Linked DNA regions of Homo sapiens: region 1 is linked to region 2. The links are chromatin loops, found by intact Hi-C in ENCODE. Cell type or tissue: Caco-2. All regions are shown on one strand. Each heading gives the region's core, and the rest is flanking DNA. Links, peaks and the distances in the headings are about the cores only.

Region 1 (10,972 bases), core at 1,836-9,835, 340 kb after region 2:
CCAGATAATGAGAAAAGCTGTGGGAAATTAAGGAAAACTTATCCAATTATGTGCCCTCCTTCATGTAATTCATGAAATTTCCTCCAAATTTTCATTCAGGCTATATTTATCACGTGCCTTCCCTGTACCCCACAATGTGGCCAATACAAATATATTAGTTCCTTCTCACATTGTTATAAAGAAATACCTGAGACTGGGTAATTTACAAAGAAAAGAGGTGTAATTAGCTCATGGTTCTGCCGGCTTTACAGGAAGCATGGTGCCAACATCTGCTCAGCTTCTAAGAAGGCCTCAGGAAGCTTACAATCATGGCAGAAGGCAAAGCGGGAGAAGGTATATCACATGGTGAAAACAGGAACAGGAGAGCAAAAGGGGAGGTACTACACACTTTTAAACAACCAGACCTCATGACAACTCACTATCACGAGGACAGTACCCAGAGGGATGGTACTAAACCATTCATGAGAACTCCTCCCCCATGATCCAATCACTTCCCACCAGGCCCCACCTCCAACATTGGGAATTACATTTCAGTATGAGATTTGGCTGGCAACATACATCCAAACTAAATCAACAAAGAAAAGACTTGTCCTGAAGAATTCAATTTTCCCTGTGATTATAACATGGACACATAAAGTCACCAGAAAAATAGTTTAAGACCACATTCAGTTATTTGTTTTCCTATTTATTCATGTATTCATCCATCCATTTATTAATTCCTTTATTGAATATGGCAAGAAGTCAGAAGTAGACTTTGCTGTCAAGGAATTTATAAACTACAAGGGAAATTCCCAAATAATTACTGCTGGGTTTGCATAGATTTAATGTGTACGCAGCCAATGGCCTTGCCTGCAGCGTTGATCAAGGTTGATAAAGGGCATAAGGTGATCAAAAGATCTGGGACATTTACTTGGACTTTAAAAGTCATGACCTTATTCCCAGGAAAGCGCTAGCAACTGAAGAGAACACTCAGAAAGGGCCTCATTAATCAAAAAACCTTCATGGAGGACACCTGTGGCCTCATGCCAACCTGATATGCACAATCTAAGGACAAATATGGGCTGACATACATGCTGAAGCCCCCAAGCCAGCCAGTGGGTTGGTGGCCAAGAAAGCTTTATAAGCAGGAGGTTGAGGAGTGAGTTGCCATGTCCTAGAGGAAAACCTTTGTGTTGCCACTGACCTTTGGGAGGTTGAGAGGTCAGCAGGTCAGCCACCATCCCCTCCCCAGCAATGAGATTTCTGGCGCCATTTGGTGTGCTTGCCCCGGAACTCAGACAAACAGGGAAAATCAGGAGGAAAGCCAAGCTGTTCCTGAGTGTTTTCTGTCTGGCCAAGACTTGCCGTCAGAGCTGTGACTGAGGAATGGCCACATTATCCTGGGACTTTTGCTTAGAAGTTACTGCTTCCTGTGACTATGTTGCGAGTCAATGGGAGTTTTCCCCCTTAGGCCAGAATCCCAGTCTCAGGAGCCTGCCAGTCTGGCTGCCAGACCCCAGCACACCAGGGAATCTCCCAGTCTGGGAGCTGGGAAGGGAAGGGCCTCAGAGGTCCACCCTCACATCATGGGCTGAAATCCCTTCCACGACTTCCGTGCCAAGTGGAGCTCCGGTGACCATGGACTCACCTCCAGTGACCAGCAGTCTCTTTCCAACCAGTGTTTGAAATCTCTGCCTTATATGGCACTGGAATCTGTGTCCTTCTGACTTCCACTCATTGGCTCTGCTTTTGCCTCAAAGCCATACAAAATCAATCTGCTTAAGTCCTTGTCCACAAACAGTCGTTCCTATGATTGAAGATAATCATTATGCCCAATTACACTTGCCCTTCTCAGGCTCCGTATTCCCTCTTTCTCCAATCCACGGTATCCAGTTTTTTCACCCATGGTATAGATTCCCTGTCATCCTTGTGAATCCTTCCGCAAAACATGACCCCCTCTGCTGATTCACACCCCCAGCAGAATAAGTCACTCTTCATGCAAGTCTGTGGCAGAGTTGTGCTGTGACGGCCTCTTATCTGTCCTATGACATCTGACTGTGTCTTCTTCCCATTCTAACTGTGCTCTAGCCCCCACCTCCTCCTAGCTCTCAGGATCTCACCAGCCCTGTCATCTCTCATCTCCCCTCCATTCTGACTCCTGTATCTCATATGTATACCTCCCATCCCCAAAACAAATTCACCGTTCAGTCCCACTTCCCCCAACAGCTGTCACCCTGCCTACTTCACAGCCAAGCTTCTTGAAATTTGTGATGACCAACATTTCCTCCCCTTCCATTTTCACTTTAACCCCATGCCAGATGGTTCCCTCCCTTCCCCACCAAAAGTGGTCTGCGAAGGTCACCAGTGATCCTCTAAACAACGACTCCAATGTACACTTTGTGGTCCCTGTTTCACTTGACATGTTGGCAGTATTTGATGCTCCCGACCACGGCCCATTGCGTGGCTCTGGTAGCAGCTGCTGTGTGGGCCCAACCTGCTCGCTATCCTTGGCTGGACTTTCTTCCACTATCTCTCTCTGCTCCGTGGATGCAGGGTGTCCCAGGGTTGTGTCCTTGCCCTGCTCCCTGCTCTGTGCACAGGCGCTGCCTGAGAACCCTCACCCAATCCCATGGCTTCAACTGCTCACAGTGCCCTGAGCTGCCTGTTCCCCTCCGCTGACCTCATGTATAGCCCATTGCTTCATGAACACGTTCGTTAGAACGTTCCACAGAACCTGGGACTCCTCATGTGCCAACTCCGCCTTATCAAGTAAGTTTGCCTTTCTTTCCCCATCCCCAACCTTGATGAGTAAAGGACTTCACCCTCCATCCTCGGCCCTTCCTGGGCTCCTCCTTCTCATTCATCTCCATATCTGGTCTATTATTAAATCCTGTCCTTAATAATCATTGCCTCCGAGGACTCAGTGCCTATAGTGTGCTGGATTTTTATGTACATTATCTCATCTAATTTGCACAACAGGACTGCAAGAGAGGTATTATTAGCCCACTATTATCAGTGAAGACTGAAATTTGTATCAAGTACATTTCCTGAGGTCATGCGTTTAGTAAGTGATGGAGCCACACCTGCTCAGTCTCAAAGCTGTCTATGCTCTGCCACACTTTGTCTTTCCTCCAGGCTACTCTTTTCACTTCCTTAACATATTTTACCCAGCTTCTTCTCTGCCTACATGTCTGCACTGCCTTATATTAATACCAGGACTTCACAATCTCTCACTGCAGTTCCATGCCTCCTTGTCTCCAGTCTGTCCTCCCAGCTGTCCATCCCATCATCCATTTCTGCCAGAATAAACTTCCTAAAACACCCGCCACCTTCCTGCCTAAAGCCCTCAGTGGGTCCCCCTTGCCCTCCAGATTGCTTAGGCTGTTTACATGGGCATGAAAGGGGTGGCTCCTGCATTCCACCAAGGCTCATTTCTCCCCATGTCCTCCCCATCTTCAGCCTCCTCTGGCAAGATCCGGCCCTGTGTATTTTCCTGCAGCTCCAGGAAGGCACCATACTCACTCAGTCCTCATGCATATGCTGTTCCCTCTCCTTGAGATGCCCTCCTCCCTCCTTCCATCCGCACCCATCCACAGTCTGTCTGGGAACCTCTGCTCTTCCTTCAAGCCCCACCTCCTAATCTCCTGCCCTGTGAAGCCCTCATTGCCTCTCCCCGCTGCAGAGCTGCCTGCCCTCTTTGAGGCTTCCCATGTACCTGGCACATATCTTTATTATTACTGATGCCACAGAGTATTGCAACTGTTTTTTTATTTTCCTGTGTCCCCATTCAACTGTGAAATCTGTGAGGTTTTAGCAAGTAGTACAGTCCCTTGTTCATAGTAGACACTTTGAAATGTTTGTTTTGTTTTGCTTTGTTCTTCTAAGATATGGGTCTCACTATGTTACCCAGGCTGGCCTTGAACTTCTGGGCTCAAATGGTCTTCCCACCTTAGCCTCTTGAGCAGCTGGGATGACTGGCATGTGCCACCATATCAAGCATAAAATGTTTGTTGAATTGAATTTTTATTACATCATACTTAGTATAGTTTCTGGCACAAAGAAGATAACTTGCCGAATACATTTCTTTAATTGAAACAGAAATGTCAATAAGTAATTGTAATACAATGTGACATATATTGTTACAGATATGTCCAGAATATCACGGGACCCCAGAGAAGACAAGAATTAGCACTATTTTAAGGGTAGGGAAAGAGATGTGTCAAGGAAGACTTCTTAAAAGAGGTTACAGTTTAAGATCTGGGCCTACATCTGTAATCCCAGCACTTTGGGAGGCCAAGGTGGGTGGATCATGAGGTCAAGAAATCAAGACCATCCTGGCCAACATGGTGAAATCCCGTCTCTAGTAAAAATACAAAAATTAGCTGGGCTTGGTGGTGCATGCCTGTAGTTCCAGCTACTTGGGAGACTGAGGCAGGAGAATTGCTTGAACCCGGGAGGTGGAGGAGGTTGCCACTGCACTCCAGCCTGGTAACAGAGCAAGACTCTGTCTCTCAAAAAAAAAAAAAAAAAAAAAAAAAAGCTCTGGGCCTTACAGTTTAAGTAGGGGTTGGCCTAGACAAAAAGACGCCTTCTAGACAGAGAGAACCAGCAGCTTGAGCAAAGACAGGGGACCGTGCAAAGGCCCACAGTGGTTAGGAAGCAGGAAAACGTGCCTAGAATGTCAGAAGACCTGAGTAGGTGTTCAGCAATAGAGCTGGGGCCAAAATGAACACTACCTAAGGAATTTGGATATAACCCCACAGGCAGTGGAAGCCCTCTTAGGATTTTCAGAAAATAAGTAGCCGACATAAACTTGTGTTTAGAAATATGTGGAAGATGGATTGGGGGAGGGGAAATAAACTTGAAGGAGGTGAAATCAGTCACTGTAGGGTCCTGGACAGAAGCAGCAATGGCAGTAATCCTGGGGAGAGATGGCCTCGCCCTGAATCCACCCAGCACCCCCTGCACAAAGTTCTTCCTGCAGAGCCATGTCTCCCAAAGTGTGTTCCACCATAGGTGGTGAGGATGAGATGCAACAGAGTAAGGTGTCTGGTCAAATAAGCTTTGAACATGCTGGGTTAAACAGGTTTCTTATTGCAAGATTTTTCAGAGCTTTTAATACACATTGTGTATGCTATGTGTAACACACAGAGTTTTCCAAATTTACTTAACCACAGAACCTCTCTCTAAGACCATCTCAAGGGACTAGAGTTTAATGGAATATGTAAAATAGAAAAAAAAAGACCAAGAGTTTTTATGATTCTGTCAGATCTAGTTCCTGGAAGGAAATAAAAAAAGAAATAGTTTTCCATTGGGTGACAACTGATAATCTCACTGAACGCTCTGCTGTGGAAGTCTTGCATGTGGGTTTTTTTCTGGGGGGAGGGGAACAGCATGGACTACCATGGAAATACCAGAGGTAGCTTTTAGTCATTCTATTTAGAGGCAGGTTGAGCAAGTTCACCTTCTCTTCCCAGTCCCTCATGTTTGTTCAGGCTTGAAAGAGGTCAGACCCAGGTGTTTGAAAAAATGGCAGGTCCTGACCTATGGAAAAGAGAAACTAGGTCTGCAGCCCCTGGAATGCTCTGCACCACCAACATCCCTCACTCTGCATTTGGTTCACACACTGGGGAGAAGGGCAGAACAGCCACCTCAGACCCTCCTACCCATGGGAGGATGCATCCCAGGTGGCAGGTGCTGGCACTGTTGGTTGTGGCCTGGGTATCATCACACCGTCACACACAGCTCACCAGAACTCCAGAACTCCCAGGCACAGGTCACTGTTTGCTGGCTTCCCCTTGCCTGAGTACTGGAGGGAAAAAAAAAAAAACAAAATCAAACATCCACTCATTAGCCTTGTGTCTCTAAGTGAGCCCTGGCTTTGGAATGCCTTCCCTGGCCACTCCAAGGCCATTTCCCAGCTGAGTCCCCAGGGTTGGGAAGTCTGGGAAGCTATCTGTGTGGCTTGGGAAGGTGCCTCTTTCTCCATTGCAGGAATTCTCCACTGGAGAAGCATCAGATGTTCCTCAGCCCCTGCCAGGGCTGGAGGGTGAAGAGTTCAAAATTGCAAAAGGGGACAGATAAGCAGAAGCCTCCCCGGTAAGTGGGAGCTTCTCGCAGGACAGAAGGATAGACATCAGGCTGCTGCCAGCACTAGAATCGGGAAGCTGCCCAGAGCCCTGAGTAGGGAGCTGAGAGCACGGCTTCTTGGGAGGGGTCCTGCCTCTGTTCCACAGTATGACCTGGAGGGTGGCTGCCTTGCCCTGCTCACTCAGCTGGTCCAGTTTGTGTAAGCACAAAGGGCTCTAAGACACTCACCCCCCATATTTTCCTCACATGTTGCTCTCACAGAGAAATGTCTAACCTCCCTGCTCTGGACTTGTAGAAATACCTGAGTGAAGCTTCTAGTATTCAATTCCAGCCCCAAATATTAAGTAGGTTGTGCTACTCCTCCAATGCTCTCAGACCAGGAAACTGAGACCCAGACAGAGAAAGGGGACTCAGCCAAGACTCCTGCATTTTTTCTGTCTCCCTGGTCAATGTTTTCTTCACCATACCTATGATCTTTCCCAATGGAGAAAGAAATCCAGCCTTATTACCTATTTAGCTTTTTTTTTTAAGAACCTGTAAGGCTATCAAAATTAAACTGAAGCTGGTTCTTGAGTCAGACAGAACCAGATTTAAATTCCAGCTCCACCACTTACCAAGTGCAATAGAGTACATAGCCTGTGAGCAAATAACTTGCAATCTGTAGCTCCAGATTCCTTCTCTGGAAACAGCGCCTACATCATAAGGTGATGTGAAGATTAATTAAGATAATGTATGTAAAGAGCTCAGCACGGTGCCCAGCAGGTAATAAACACTAGATAAAAGCTAGCTATTTTTTTTACCATTGTTGTTAGCATTTTAATGAATATGTAAGGCAATTGATAATTAACATTTAAATTAGTGTTATGGTGAAAGCTCATTACCTGTATTTGGATGTACAGGGATGAATTGAGAAACATTTTTTTATCCACTAAGCCATTTAAATTTCCACTTTGAAATTTTCTCTTCTTAATTGGTTTTTAATTAGTTTAAAGAGTTGGCAGACAAACTCCAAACATTAAGTTTCCGCCAACTCCTTCATAGATCCAATCCACCCCTTCCTAAAACATTAAACTATAGTATCAGATCATCACAGGTGCTCAATGAATGTGTTTGGATGGATGAATTTATGGATGGGTGAATGGATGGATGGATAAATCAAGGATGGATGGATGATGGATGGATGGATGGATGATGAATGGATGGATAAATGAATGATGGATGGATGGAAAATGGATGGATGGATGGATGGATGATGGATGGTTGGATGATGATAGATGAATAGGTGGATGGTGGTTAAATGGATGGTGCTAAGATAGTAGCACCATGAAGTAACCACCTTTGGTTCAGACTGGATAGTGGTCTGGTTTCATGAAAAGCCATAATGGAGGGCCTGAGGCACTGGGATAACATGGTGAAGGGCTCAGAGGTCTTGGTGCAGACAAACAGCAGGTGCAGTGGAAGTGAAGAGACATAGAAGGAAAGGCTGTGGTCAGAGACTGAGATGGGACAGTGTGAAATCCTAGAGTAGGAGTAGTTCCTGGGAATAAAAGGTCCAGAAAGCAGCCAGGGGATGGTTACCCAAGGTGGAGAGGAGTTCTGGGGTTCCTTAAATCCGGTGAGTTCTAGGAACTATGAATCCAGATTATTGGATGAGTGATTCACATGGCCTCTTATGCAATTCCAAGCTAGGATTAAAGTGACCTCAATTAATGAGGTTTTATTCTATATTCCATCAAATTGCTCCATGGGAGGGAGGGGGGTTTCTTATATAAAACTGAATTAAATATAAATAATAATCATACACTGAACAAAGGTATTTATTTATAATTCTTGCCTTATTTTTACCTCAGTGAATGAATGGTGGTGTTGCTTAAAGGGGTGTGTGTGTGTGTGTGTGAGAGAGAGAGAGAGAGAGAGAGAGAGAGAGAAACAGAGAGAGACAGACACACAGAGAGAGACAGAAAACGTTCATCACATTGTTTTGTTGTCTGACCTTTTCAGCATTTTAGCTGCAGGCCAGTTGTGGGGCAACACTGGGAATCTTGTAGAAATTATATATAGCAAAATGTCACCAGCAACCAAAGACATTGTGTTCCTCCCCACCCAATCCAAATACTTGAAATTCACAATAAATTTTGGCTTGGTGAGCATGGCATTATATTTGTGCATGGGAGGTTTTATTTATCATTTCTATTCATAGTACAAGCAAAAGAGGGCTGGATGGTGGGTGGGGAGACACAGTGAGCCCCCCACCAAACCTCCATCAGCATTTGTTCTATGACTGTGAAGAAGAATTGTGGCCAGAATGGCATTTGTGTTTAGCATTTTATGGTCTAAAAATTACCCTCAGGCTTCAGTTAGTAATACTGTATTGTATACTTGAAATTTACTAAGAAAGTAGATCTTGAGTTTTCTTACCACACACACAAAATAGTAACTATATGGGGTGATGGATGTGGTAATTAGCATGATTGTGGTTATCATTTCACACTGTACACATATATCAAATCATCACATTTTATACCTTCAATATATGCAATTTGTATTTGTCAATTATGCCTCAGTAAAGCTGGGGGAAAAACCTCACCCTCAGCTTTTAACCCTCACAATAGTTCACAGATGTTAGCCAGGCAGATATTATTGTGCCCACTGATGGATGGGAAACTGAGGTAGAATAGAGAGGTGAAGTGACATGTGCAGGTAACTCAGTTGAATGTGGAGAGCCAGGTCCGGCCTATGGCCTTCTAACCCACGCCCAGCACTCTAAGCACTGGACTGTGGCAAGTCACTGCCCCTGTGTTTCTGCCCCTGTAATGTGAATCCATCTCCCAGTCCTTCTACCAACAGCCTTGACTAGCTAAGGTTCTGGAAGGACCACGGCAGGAACAAATATTTGCCCACCCACTGGTATTTGGGCTGGACAGCATAAGCCATGCACAAAATTATAAGGCTGGAAAAAATGTTTTGTGGGCCATTTCAGTGCTCCTCACTCCCTCATAGCCACCAGCCTCATCAGAAAGATGCCCCGAGAGCACAGGAAGCCCCCCAAGCATGTGCCCCACCCACCTTCTCTAACAAGGTAATAAATATTTCCACAGCCAGTCCCAAGCTGCTCCCAAGCCTGTAGGTCACCAGGTTGGAAGGGCAGGCCACTTCTACCTGTTACATGCCCTGACACCTCTTATGGATCAATCAGGACATTTTTTCTCAATGACATGACCTCAGATGCTGTTACTCAGCCACAAATTGACCCATGAGGTGAAACCTATTTTTATCCATGTATTAAGTAGTTTTTAATAATCCATACTACACTTGCTTACAGAAAGGCTAAAGACACAAACAAAACTATCAAACACCAGCATCAAAGAGCAAGAATGGAGTAAAGGGGAAATCTGTGTGCAGAAGCCCACAGAAGCTGAGGGGGCCTGTAGCAAATGAGCAAAAACTTCACTCTCAGCTTCCTTACAGGCAATGTTAAAAGGAAAAATAGGTTACAAAACTCGAACAAACTCAGTCATTTTTAAGGGAAGGCCATGAAATCTAGGAGGCAATGCTAGCATGGATTTTAAATAAGGCATATCAAGCATCTTAATGGCCATTGTCTTCACCCACAAGGCATTGTTTCTCAGGGTTCTCTGGGCTGTCAGAATCAGAACCATCTGGGGTGCTTGTTCAAAATGCAGGTTCCTGACCCCATCCCACACTCCGAGTGAGACTCTGTGAGATGGGCCTGGTGACCTGCTTTTTAAACAAGGTCAGTAACTGATTCTTCTACACCTGCAAGTTGGAGAACAACTTCACCAAGATGTTAGTAGATAACAGTGTCTTAATGCAGTGGCCTTTCCTAACCATCCTTTCATCTTACCAGAGAACAATGCCTGGTGCCAGAGGAGTCTCTAGTGGAAGAGCTCCAGGCCTCAGGGTCCAGCAAGAGAGATATTTGGAGGATGCAGGGGCTCCCCACCTACTTGTGGTGGGGAAGCTGGTCTGTCTGCATGCACTTGGATGTGGAGTGAGCTTTCTTCTGGGATCTCAGATGGCCACAGGCTACACAGAGGGCAGGCCCCTCCTTGGCCCTCTTGTCACTCCCAGGGCTGGCCATGGCAGCCATGGGAGCCACCAGCGCACCTTAGCTATAGTGATGCTGCCTTGGCTGACCACCAAAGCCAGGGTCCTACTCTCTCCCTTCCCCATCCTCATCCATGATAGGGCAGGCAGAGCTCCAAGCCCAGGAGTCCAGGAGCCAACCAGTGGCAAAAACACAGATGAAGGAGCCATGCCACCTCCCACCCCCAGGCCTGCACCTCCCCACCCCACTGTGCAAGCTGGGATCTGTCAGGGATCTGCCTCAGAGAGGCAATCATGGGTTTCTTCCTCTCCCTCCACACAGGTTTGGAATAAATTGCCTCATCCAATTTGAAGACTTCGCCAATGCCAATGCCTTCCGCCTGCTCAACAAATACCGTAACAAGTACTGCATGTTCAATGATGACATCCAAGGTAGGTTTCCACCCCACCTGATGAAGCTACAGGGGACTAACTTATATTCTCAACCTCACTGGGATGCCAAAGGGGTGAGGAAAGGCTGTCACCCCATAGTTGGTTTGCTGCCAGCAGCTGTTGAAAAAAGAATATTAAACTTAGATTCAACTCCTACTTGGCTAATTCTTAATTCTCTGAATTCAGTTTCCTTTTCTACAAAATGAAGATCATTACTACTTCAGAGGTAGGTAAGAATTATGTGATTTAATGTATGTAAGAAATTCTAAACAATGCTGTAATTCACTAGCAAGTTAAACATGAACCAGTCACTTCTCTGACCACAGTTTCATCATCTAGTCAATGGAGAGGATAACAACTGCCTTGAAAGAGCATGGTGAAAATTTACAAGGCTAATGCTATA
Region 2 (10,972 bases), core at 2,786-10,785:
GAAAAGATCAAACTAAAAACAAATTCAAAGAAACCACGAGTTGCCGATGAGCATCTGGGAAATAGTCATAAGTTAAATAAACCACTAGGGGGCAATCCAAGAATGAGCAAAAGTCAGTCCAGTTGGCAAAGAAGATGCCTCGGGGAAAGATTTTTTTTAAGTACATTTTCCAACACATGAAGAAATCTGAGATCGTTTAGTCTGAATCTACAGAACAAGGTGATATTTCAAAATTTTGATTTATTTTTTCAAGTTACGTGTTGATTTAGAAAGGAAAGGTCTTTCTAAATGGTCGGAAACACTTACTAAATACAAATTGATCAGAATCATGTTATAAGGAAAAACAATGGTTGAAACAATAGTGTGTCTTAAAAATTTAGATTCCCACCCCAGGCACTCGAGAAACTTCTGAATGTTGGCCATTCAAAATAGATTTCAATTAATGATACATATGATGTGGCACAGCATAAAGGAAATCTGAAAATATTTGGTTAGCATGTATAAATGAATCAAATCACACATGATTTGTTTTATACTTGTACTGATGATACAAAGTTTTTAGGTATGTAATACAGCTTTGCAGATATGTGCACATATTTTTTTCTGGTGTATCTTCTCTGCAGGTAATTTGGTATGTGCTAATCAGTTGCTAACAAGGATCAAATCAACGATTAAGCCTCTTCATCAAGGATCAAACAACTCTTGTTCTGAATTTGCCTTCCCTGAGGCTCCTGACTCCCAATCTGGAGGCATGGTTAGTTGCTCCACTCACGGTAGTCTTATGGCACCTTGCTATTAGTAGAATAAGAGCATGAACTCCCAAGGCAGACTGCTAAGATATGAATCCCATTTCTAGCTGTGTGTTTTTGGCAAGTTACCTTGCTTCAATTAGCCCCTCTCTGACATGGATACAAAATCAATGCCTACTTCATAGGTTTGTAGTGGGAAGTGAATTAATTAATATATGTAAATCATTCATAAAAGTGTCTGGCACATTACAGGTACTCAATACATGCTTGTTGGTTTCATAAATGAATGATCTGATACTTGCCTGAACACAACGTAAATTCATTACAAGAACAAATTCATGAAGAAACTGCAGGATTCTTGGATGGATTTTCACTGGCTATAAAAAGTCAACTGGCCAGTGGCAAACAGGAGAGCTGAATAGTGATACTCTTGAAAAGAAACTCTAATTGGTGTTCAGGTCCACCAGACAAGGCTCTTTGTCTTACTTCTAGAATACGGTGACAATCCATGAGCCAGAAATAGAGGTATTTCAATAAAAGTATAGAGTTTTGTCTCAAAAATGCCAGCCAGCCATTTAGAAAAGTTCTATCTGCAGTCACAGAATTGCTCACTTTGTTTTTTGTCTTTTCAACCATAGCTATCTAAAGAGTTTAAAAATAGCCACATCATTAACTTAATTCTCTGGACAGATTGACACATTTCAAAAGAAAGAGTTTTTAAAACAGTATCTAAAAGGAACACCATATAAAAAGTTATAGGAAGTTCCAGAGTCAGGAAAAACATGATCCAAAATATACTATACATGAAATAGAAAGCATGAGGGAAACAGAAGCCCACAGTTAGAAGGCAATAAAAAAAATCACAAAAAAAGGCTTTCTTGCCCCTCAAAAACCATATTTTCAAGCAAAAATAGGCCATTTGAAAAAATATAGAATGGAAATAAATCTGATCGCAACTATAAATGTCCAGAGTTTTAGACTCAAGCATGATCATGTTTTATTCTTTCACAAAAGTGGGTCTTATAAATAATTAGATTTTCAAGTTAAACTTTTTCTGCAGATGAATCTTCATAGGATTTTACAATTTTCAAGACCTCAGACAAAGTGAAGAGAATTTGGGACACTAAACAGCTTGAAGAACAAAACAAAGCATAAAGAGGCTGATCGGTAAAGATATAATGAAGGAATTGAATGAATTCTTCCTGATATTATGTTATACTCAACCAACACATCTTTTCTGTGAAAGTAGAAAGACAAAGTGGTGGCATTTCTATTCCAACGCTGTGTTCAGCTGGTCTGGAAATCATCCTGGAGTAGTAAAACCTGTCACTTTAAAAAAACAGTGTCCTTATGTCCCAGAATGCCTTATCCACAGAGGATATTAGTCATGCTGGGGGCTATGTTAGTTTACCAAACATGGCATTTTCCATCAGGGAACTGGGGGTGGAGCAAGTTTTAATAAATCCAAGAAAGGAAATGTAATAATCAGGCAGGACGGTAACTCAAAGACTTATTAAAATGTAGGGGAAGCACTCAACTCATTCAATTTACAAAGTGGCAATTCCATTGTACTGAGGCCAAGATATTTTGTGGAGAGGGTAGTTACTGAGCCTCATCACTCTGGGAGGTAGAGCAAGAGTCATGACTACAGTGACCTCAAAAGGAGAAGACGCATGAACACCCTGAGCACAGGGATGTATCTCAGTCATCTCTGCAGCCCCAGCGTGAACACAGTGACTGGCACCGAGGTGGGCTTGAGGACATTTGCTGAATGAATAACTGAATGATTGACTAATTGAAGAGATGGAGGAAGGGCAACCTAGCTGGAGGGTAGGAGAGCTTGAGCAATGACAGAAGGTTGAAAACACGGATGTGTTTGGTACAACTTGGCTAGACGACAGGTTATGTGACTCTGGGAAGCAATGGGGGATAAATCTGATCACTATATTGGATTGGTCATGGATTCATGGCTAAGAAAACTAAACTTCTCTAGTAACCAGCATCTAGTCAATAGGAAACATAGGGGAGGGGCCTGATCAGGTCTTTGCTTCAGAACATGTCTTGGGCAGGTGTGGGCGAGCTGGGAGGCTCAGAATCCAGTTTGGAATCTGCTGTCATAGTTAAAGGAGAAACAACAAGGTGAAATCAGGGCAGTGGCAGGGGAGCTGGAGAGGAGGTGATGGATAGCACAGAACTCTAGCTTGTTGCCTGTGAGATGTGGGAGAGGATCTATGTCATGACAGGCTAAGTCATGACAGACAGACAGACACTCACTTTCTCACAAATATTTCCTGTGCTAGACCATGGGATAGATAAGGGAAGACACAGAAGAACAGAACTCAGCCCCTGCTCTTGCAAGGCTCATAGTCTTGTAGAAGAGGCAGACACATAAATAACAACAGCAATGTAACACATGCTAGAATAGAACAGAATACATACAAAACACCACAAGAGTTTTATTCTGGGATGTGTTTGGACCCAAGAAATATCCAAGCTCACATAACCCTAAGTCATCATGTTCTGGGTTATATAAACCATCTGGGATCATTCGTTCAATCAGCCATTTGAATAACATTATTTATTGAGAACCTACATGCCAGGCACTGTTCTAATTGTGGGGACACAACAGATAAAAACCTCTGTCCTCATGAAATTACATTCTAGTGGCAGAGGACAAATACATAAATATAACAGTGTTAGTGATAAGTGCAGAGCAGGACAATAAAACAGGGAAGGGCAATAAGAACTCCCCGAGGAAGGGGCTGAGGGGCATTGAATTTCAGAGAAGATGGCCAGGGAAGGCCATCCTGAGAAGACATCTCATTGGATGGCAAGAACTGGCTGCTGTTCCCACGGCTGCTGCTTGGATTCTAGCCCCTTGTTCTGTTTATTTCATTTCCTGAGACTCTCCTCATTCTCTCCAAGGCAAACACTTCAGTCTTTCTTCACTGGATTGGAACTTGACGCTTCTCAAAGCTGTTCTTGCTCTTTATGGAAGACAGGGCCTTAGTCCTTTTAATAGCCCGAAGACAAGGGGCAGTGATAAATCAAGACTAAGAGAGCACAGTATTTTTACACACTTGATACACACATAGACAAATACCACAGTGAAGAGTCACCCTGCACTTTCTGCCTCTCAGAAAACATTGGTCCAGGCAGGAGGGGATGGCAGAGGGCCTCCCTGAGCCCATGTCTGCACCACCCCATTGATGCCTGGGTTCTTGCTCTTCTTGTGGGCAGAGCTGTCCCAAGTGTCCCTGGAGGATTCAGTTAATCAATCCCTCATTCACAGGCATGATAAGCATACCTGGTGCACAGTGCCCCATGCTTGCATGGTGGGTGCACAGAGACACACAAGGCAAGGTTCTGCTTGTCATGAAAACAGCTGAGGCTTGGAGGACTAGACAGACTCCTCTCTGGTCTCCTGCCTTCCACCCCGTCTTTCCCACCATAGCCAGAGGGACATTTCTAAACATAACCTGAAGCACAATCTGATCTTGTCCCACCCTTTGTCTCTCACTTCCTCAACCTGGCTTCCAACTTTTTTCTCTTGCTTTCTTTGAGGCCACATTTTCCTTGTTGTCCTTAACCTTATTGGTGGCTTCTTACCAGCTTCCTTACTGCCTCCTCCTCCTCCTCCTCTTCCTCCTTCTCTTCTACTGAACCCAACATCTAAATGTTGGTGGACTGGGACTCTGTCCTCAGCCCTCTTCTCTTCTCAAGCCTCATTCTCTCCCCAGATGATATTATTTCTCTGTGGTTTAAATATCATCTACAAGTGCATTTGAGATATTTCTACTGAGCTTCACAATCAGAGATCCTATAGTTCATTTGACATTGGCATTTGGGTGTCCGCTAGACAGTTGAAACCTAACATGACTGACACAGGAATTCTCGGTTTTCATTTCCACAGCAGAATCTAATTCTCTTCCTTTAGTCTTTCCCATCTCAGCAAATGGCACCTGGAATCTCTGTGGATGCTCAGGCCCCAAGCCAAGCAGTCATTCTTGATTCCTCCTTTACCACACCTATTCATGTTGGCTCTACTTTCAAATATATACTCTTCCAGATATGACCACTATTCAATATCCTCTACTTCCAAAGTCAAAGTCACTGCCATTTCTTACCTGGATTACTAGTTTTCCCATTGCCACTGCCTAAAATCCATTCTCCATTTAGCATCCAAAGAGATATTGTCAAATATGAATGAGTTTCAGGGCTGCATTTTGATTTTTGTGGGCCCTAAGCACTTTTGCCTTCATAAGTCTCCTTCTCCATTAAAAAATATTAAAAATTATATTTTATGGCTGTTAATATAAATATATTAACATTATATTAACACATTTTATTAGGCTTAAAAATTAACTTTCTTCTTCTGATTTTAAAATAAATATTTCTGTGTGATCTCTGAAACTGCTGTGGGCCCTAGACACTGTGCCTACTGTCCCTTCATGGATAAGTCGGTCCTGATTAGGCCCCACCAGGGCTCCTACTTAAAGTCCTTTGACTGTATCCCCCAGCAAGTAAGATGAATTAAAAAGACCTTGACAGAATCCTTAATTTCTATATGAGCTGGCTGGAATCTATCTTTTTGAACTCTTCCCCATCTGTCTCTTAAACAGAACAAATTTGATACTGCCAGGGGCCCTTGCACTTCAGTTTGTTGAGGCTCAAACATATTCCCTCCCAAATTCTCAATAAGCCACTAACACACAGGTATAGCAAGCCTATGAGTTTCTTGTGGGTTATGCAAATAGGAAACAAGATGACTGGGCTTGAAGCATCTTGCTGGCTGTGTACTTGAGACAGCTATCTGTTAGATAAAGGTGCGCAGGAGACAGAGGGTTATATCACCATAGTTAAGGGCTAAGGAGGGTAGAAGAGCTGGTGTTATCTGAGAAGCAGCAAGCAATGAAGAGAGAACATCACTGCAATGAGTCAGATAAATATGCCTGTCTCCTTTCTCTCTTCCTCAGCTTCAAATGAGCCCACTGAGAAGCTGGAACCCAGAAGAGGGAGGATCTTTAAATCATATAGGAGGGTTTAAATTTTAAACCACAATGCATTGGGATTTATTTGCCATAAGGAACTAGACAACTGTGGAATCAGTCTGCCCAACTCCAAGGCCATCATCTTCCCATACCAGGCTGCTATCTCAGCTCTCAATCCTGTTTACCCTTTCTTTTTTCTTTTTCTTTTTCTTTTTTTTTTTTTTTTTGAGACAGAGTCTCACTCTGTTGCCTAGGCTGGAGTGCAGTGGCATAATTTTGGCTCATTGCAATCTCCGACTCCTAGTTTCAAGCGATTCTCCTGCCTTAGCTTCCCTAGCAGCTGGGATTACAGGCATGCGCCACCATGCCCGGCCAATTTTTGTATTTTTAGTAGTGACGGGGTTTCAGCATGTTAGCAGGGCTGGTCTGGAGCTCCTCACCTCAAGTGATCCACCTGCCTCAGCCTCCCAAAGTGCTAGGATTACAGACATGAGCCACCATGCCCGGCCAACCCCTGTTTACTCTTGTTCTGGAAGCTGGTTTATTTCCTCCTCCGGGGGGAACCCCAGACTAAAAACAGATGTGTTGTTGATCGCCCAGAAATGGCCTCATGTCTGCCATGTATGTACGATGACCCCACCCCATCAAAAGGATTTTTAAATGCCCTTCCCCTATTGGAGGCCCTCAGAATGCTGAGCCAGGCAAAGAAGGTATCACAGGAATCACAATGGAAGCCCAGAGAGGAGAAACGCAGGGAGCTGCAGCCCCACCTTTGTTCCTAGATTAGCAAGGATGGCTGCCAGTCTGCACGCTATACAGAGCTTTGAAAGGTTAATAATTAAGTGACCAAACATGCTTGTTGGCCAAGACATACCTGGCTTACACCTGCTGCCCCAGCTTCATTAGTCATAGCATTCTCAAAAGAATCCCATTCTGAATGATAAATGAAATGGCTGCCTTATCAAACATCCATAGAAATCAATGGTCAGAGGCAACTTCAAGGCATACCTGAGCTGGTTCATGACAAGAACAAAGAAAAAGTGCAGACATGAACAGCAGCAGAACCCAGGCAAAGTAAGAAGGAAGCCCTCAGTGAGTGTTGGGGATCACTGTCAGAATTCCTCTGGACTCACTGGATGGCTGCCATTTACCCTTCAGTTAGCAGACAGCAGCCTAGAGTCATCATTCCAGGGCAGGCTTAGTCATTCTTAACAAGTTCTGCATTAAAGACCTCCTGTGGGGTTTGTTAGAGAAAGAGTGATTCCTTGAATACATGATCCAGGCATCACCAGGTACTTCCCATCTCCCCAAGCAGGTAGACTGAGCTACACAAAGAACAGGGAATTGGGAGCATGACCTTGGTATTTCAATCCCTTTTTGGTCCAAAAACAGTAAAAAGAAAGATTACACATACAACTCTGCTCCTATTTCTTTACCCCTTTAAGGCTATTTTCCCACCTTTTAAAAACACTATCTCCTTTTCAAAATTCAAAATTTGGAGTAAAGTCTATGTAAAACATGTGTCCCCAGTTCTGCCACAAACTTCTGATTCTCAGCGACAGATAATTTTCAAATTTATTACTTCTAATTTCACGCTGTGAAGATTTCCAAATCCTGGTTATAGGGTCTGGTTAAACCCTAAAGGCACAGACACCTGACCCCACTCGGACTCATCATTCTTTCTACATTACCACCTCAACCAAAAGGCTGTTACAGAGATCCCCAGAATGTATTTAGTAGAACACCAGATTGCTTATAGGCATTATATGAGAAAACAAGGGTTTTGTGATCAAAGATGTTTATTTAAATGCAGATTTTACAACCTCAACTTGTCCCTTTACAACAGGTCTTCCCAGAGCTTTTAATGTGCAGACAGGCATGTGAACCTCTGATAAAGAGAGGGAAAATGGAGAGGCATCTTCCTCTGACTTAATACAACCCTTTTTACTTTTGGTAGAAAATCATAAGGCATGAGTGTTTAAGGAGCACACTTTGGGAAATGTGGTTCTACTAGCCTTACTAGGCAAATATGCTTCTAATATGTATAACTAACACATGTAAAGCACTAATTATATTAATAATGCCATGAGTCCTTTTTTCTTTTTCTGTCTACTTCTATGATAGTTTAATACCATGCTTTCTTTTATTATCACTAAAAAGATGGACATGTTGAATTATTTTATAATTTTCTTTTACAGTTCTGTGAGTTAAGCTGTATATAGCATATGGGTGTATCATTCTTTAGTAAATTACATCTACTTGTGAACTAAACATTGATTTCATTTTGACTTTGTGCCATTGTCTAACTTTGCAAAAAATCAAAATCAAGGAATCAAGGTGCTTCACAAAAGGAACATCTATTTTTTTAAAAAAATCCATTCTGGTCTTGGTGTTCAGTGAACTTTTTTTCACCAAGCTAAAGCAAAAACAAACAAAACCCCCAAATACCAGACATAGAAATGGAGACCTCCCTTCTTCCTCAGGCTAGATTCCTGTTAGATTCCAAAGAAAATTGTGCTGGAACTCAGAATTTTCCTGGCGGCTCTGCATCTCCTTGCTATGCATAGTATTTCTCATATGATTTGAAGAAAGCACTGTGGTTGTACGTTTCTTGAGTGCCTTATCAGAATTATCCTTCCAAAAAGCTCAAGAAAGACAAGCAGAAAATCCCCCAGAGAATGTCTAAGTGACAGTGCTCCATCTGAATATCCTTACAAATTGCTACAATGCAGGTTTACCTGGGGTGCAAGCACAGCAAACACGTGCTTGTAGTCCATTTGATTTTTTCTCCGATACATTTAGAAAGAAGTGCTTAGGCCGAGAGCCATAAAATAAAAACATACAATAAGTCCAAGTCTTTTCTGTATATGCTGTGATTTGATAATCATATTGATAAAACATGTGTAAAGGCCTTTATTGGAAGGCATGATTCTGATCCATTTTGCATTCTTCCAATTTTCATTTTTGCTATTATACCTAATTGTTTATCTATAACCTAGAGCATTCCAGCAAAAGCGGCCCTTTTAAAGCTAGAGGGAAAAAGGCCACACTGGTTTTCTTAAAGTAACTTCCAAGTATTTTCACTATAAATGAGAGAGAAAAGTTTCCAAATTGAAGAAGTACATAGCTCCCAGAAAGCACACTGAAAACTATGCAGAATAATTTTTGATCAGGCTGGAGGACTGTGCCAGGCTCCAAACAAGTGGTTATTCTGTTGTGACATCTGCCAGGCAATGCTTCCATTGTTCTCTGGAATTTAATTCATTTTAAATTACTCCATCCAAATGATAAAACATGAGATGTGCTATAATCCAGGGGTAAAATGCTATGATTGTTTTTAGTGTGGCCACAACTGTTTGCTGGGAGGAAATACAGCCTGTTCTAATTAAGCCCTGATTATTGTCTTCTGAAAAATAGCTAGTTCCAGAAATGTGAGTGAAATCCTGTTAAATGGAAGGGTTGGGATAAACACTCTTGGCCACTCTGGTATGACTTTAAAGTTGGGAGGGCCATATGCAAAGACTTCCTACAAAGTAGAGCAACAACCTTTGGAAAAGAAACTATTTTTGGAACTAAAAGCAGCTTGGGATACTGGTTTACTATAAGGTATAGTTTAATATGTGTATCAGTATAGTCAACACATCATTTTACTGTTCAAAGACTACCATGCAAATGCCTCCAAATCCAAAATATTCTGCCTAACAAATGCTGTCAAAGTTCCTAAATGGGAACACTGCCTTATGGAAGCATTAAAGATCAGGCACTGAATTAAAAAAACAAAAAAACCCACCACCAAGATGAATCTCAGAAGAAAACACACATGCACACATATAAGAATTCATATCTCTTGTATGCCAAATATTTAATATAAATCTTTGAAACAAGTTCAGATGAAATAAAAATCAAAGTTTGCAAAAACGTGAAGATTAACTTAATTGTCAAATATTCCTCATTGCCCCAAATCAGTATTTTTTTTATTTCTATGCAAAAGTATGCCTTCAAACTGCTTAAATGATATATGATATGATACACAAACCAGTTTTCAAATAGTAAAGCCAGTCATCTTGCAATTGTAAGAAATAGGTAAAAGATTATAAGACACCTTACACACACACACACACACACACACACGTGTGCACGCCAATGACAAAAAACAATTTGGCCTCTCCTAAAATAAGAACATGAAGACCCTTAATTGCTGCCAGGAGGGAACACTGTGTCACCCCTCCCTACAATCCAGGTAGTTTCCTTTAATCCAATAGCAAATCTGGGCATATTTGAGAGGAGTGATTCTGACAGCCACGTTGAAATCCTGTGGGGAACCATTCATGTCCACCCACTGGTGCCCTGAAAAAATGCCAATAATTTTTCGCTCCCACTTCTGCTGCTGTCTCTTCCACATCCTCACATAGACCCCAGACCCGCTGGCCCCTGGCTGGGCATCGCATTGCTGGTAGAGCAAGTCATAGGTCTCGTCTTTGACGTCACAGAAGCGATACACCAAATTGCCTGGTCGGTCATTGTCATAACCAGAGAAGTGAATTCTGCCCCCTGGCAGCTGCTTAGCAGGAGGGCTCACCCCAATCTTCATAAATTTTCTCTTGTGGGGCTTTTTGAGTTCCAGGAGGGCATAATCATAATCCATGCCGATGTCATTGGCATTGCCCTTGATCCAACCCTTGGGCACATGGGTGCGTTTCACCCGGATCCACTGAAATTTCATCTGCTCGGGCATGGCTGAAGTGGAGTCGTTGGCCCCTCGACCACCATCTTTAAACTTGGGCTTTAGGAAGCCCACTCGAAGCTTCTGGGTTCCTTTCACATAGGTTTTTCCATCGTGTATGCAGTGGGCAGCTGTGAGGACATGCTTCTCTGCCACCAGGGTGCCGGTGCAGCCCGTGGATAACTTCACTGATGTTGAGAAAGGGTAGTTGAGCAGGAAGTCCTTCCCAAAAATGCTGAACCTGCTGTCATAGCCATAAATCTGCCGCTTCCTTCGAGACTTTCCTGAAGACCCTGAGTCTCGGTGTTGGGCCCCATCTCCACTACTGCTGAGGATGTAGATGCCCACCTGCGTCTCTGTGCGGCTGCCATTGGCATAGAGCGTTTCATAAGACAGATATTGCTTGGCCTCTTCGTAAGTGGGCAGTGGAGTTCCCTTATGACACTGGGGTCCACATGAAGAAGATACTTCTAATTTGGCTTCGGCTCCAAAGTCTGGCTTGGCTAAAT

The links. A loop is a pair of places that touch in the nucleus more often than their neighbours do. Peaks named below come from ENCODE experiments on the same cell type or tissue, not always from the same donor. Only the 100,000 strongest peaks of a DNase experiment are listed, where the experiment ranks them.
Region 1: it touches region 2 in a loop (5-fold over the local background); 10 of 110 quality-filtered maps call a loop at or near these places.

Annotation. Positions count from the first base shown.
Region 1 is chr11:86,464,688-86,475,659 of GRCh38, reverse strand. It overlaps ME3 (malic enzyme 3), which reads left to right. Exons shown (of 15, transcript NM_001161586.3): 8 at 10,460-10,569. Among named protein-coding and RNA genes, the nearest start is that of CCDC81, 95 kb to the right of the region's middle. In Caco-2, for the core only: no CTCF peak of the experiment used is centred there; DNase peaks (open chromatin) are centred at 5,469 and 6,022.
Region 2 is chr11:86,807,783-86,818,754 of GRCh38, reverse strand. It overlaps PRSS23 (serine protease 23), which reads right to left. Exons shown (of 2, transcript NM_007173.6): 2 at 7,522-10,972. The coding sequence ends at 9,960. Among named protein-coding and RNA genes, the nearest start is that of PRSS23, 13 kb to the right of the region's middle. RefSeq lists a silencer at 1-228 and an enhancer at 6,630-7,216. In Caco-2, for the core only: no CTCF peak of the experiment used is centred there; a DNase peak (open chromatin) is centred at 6,544.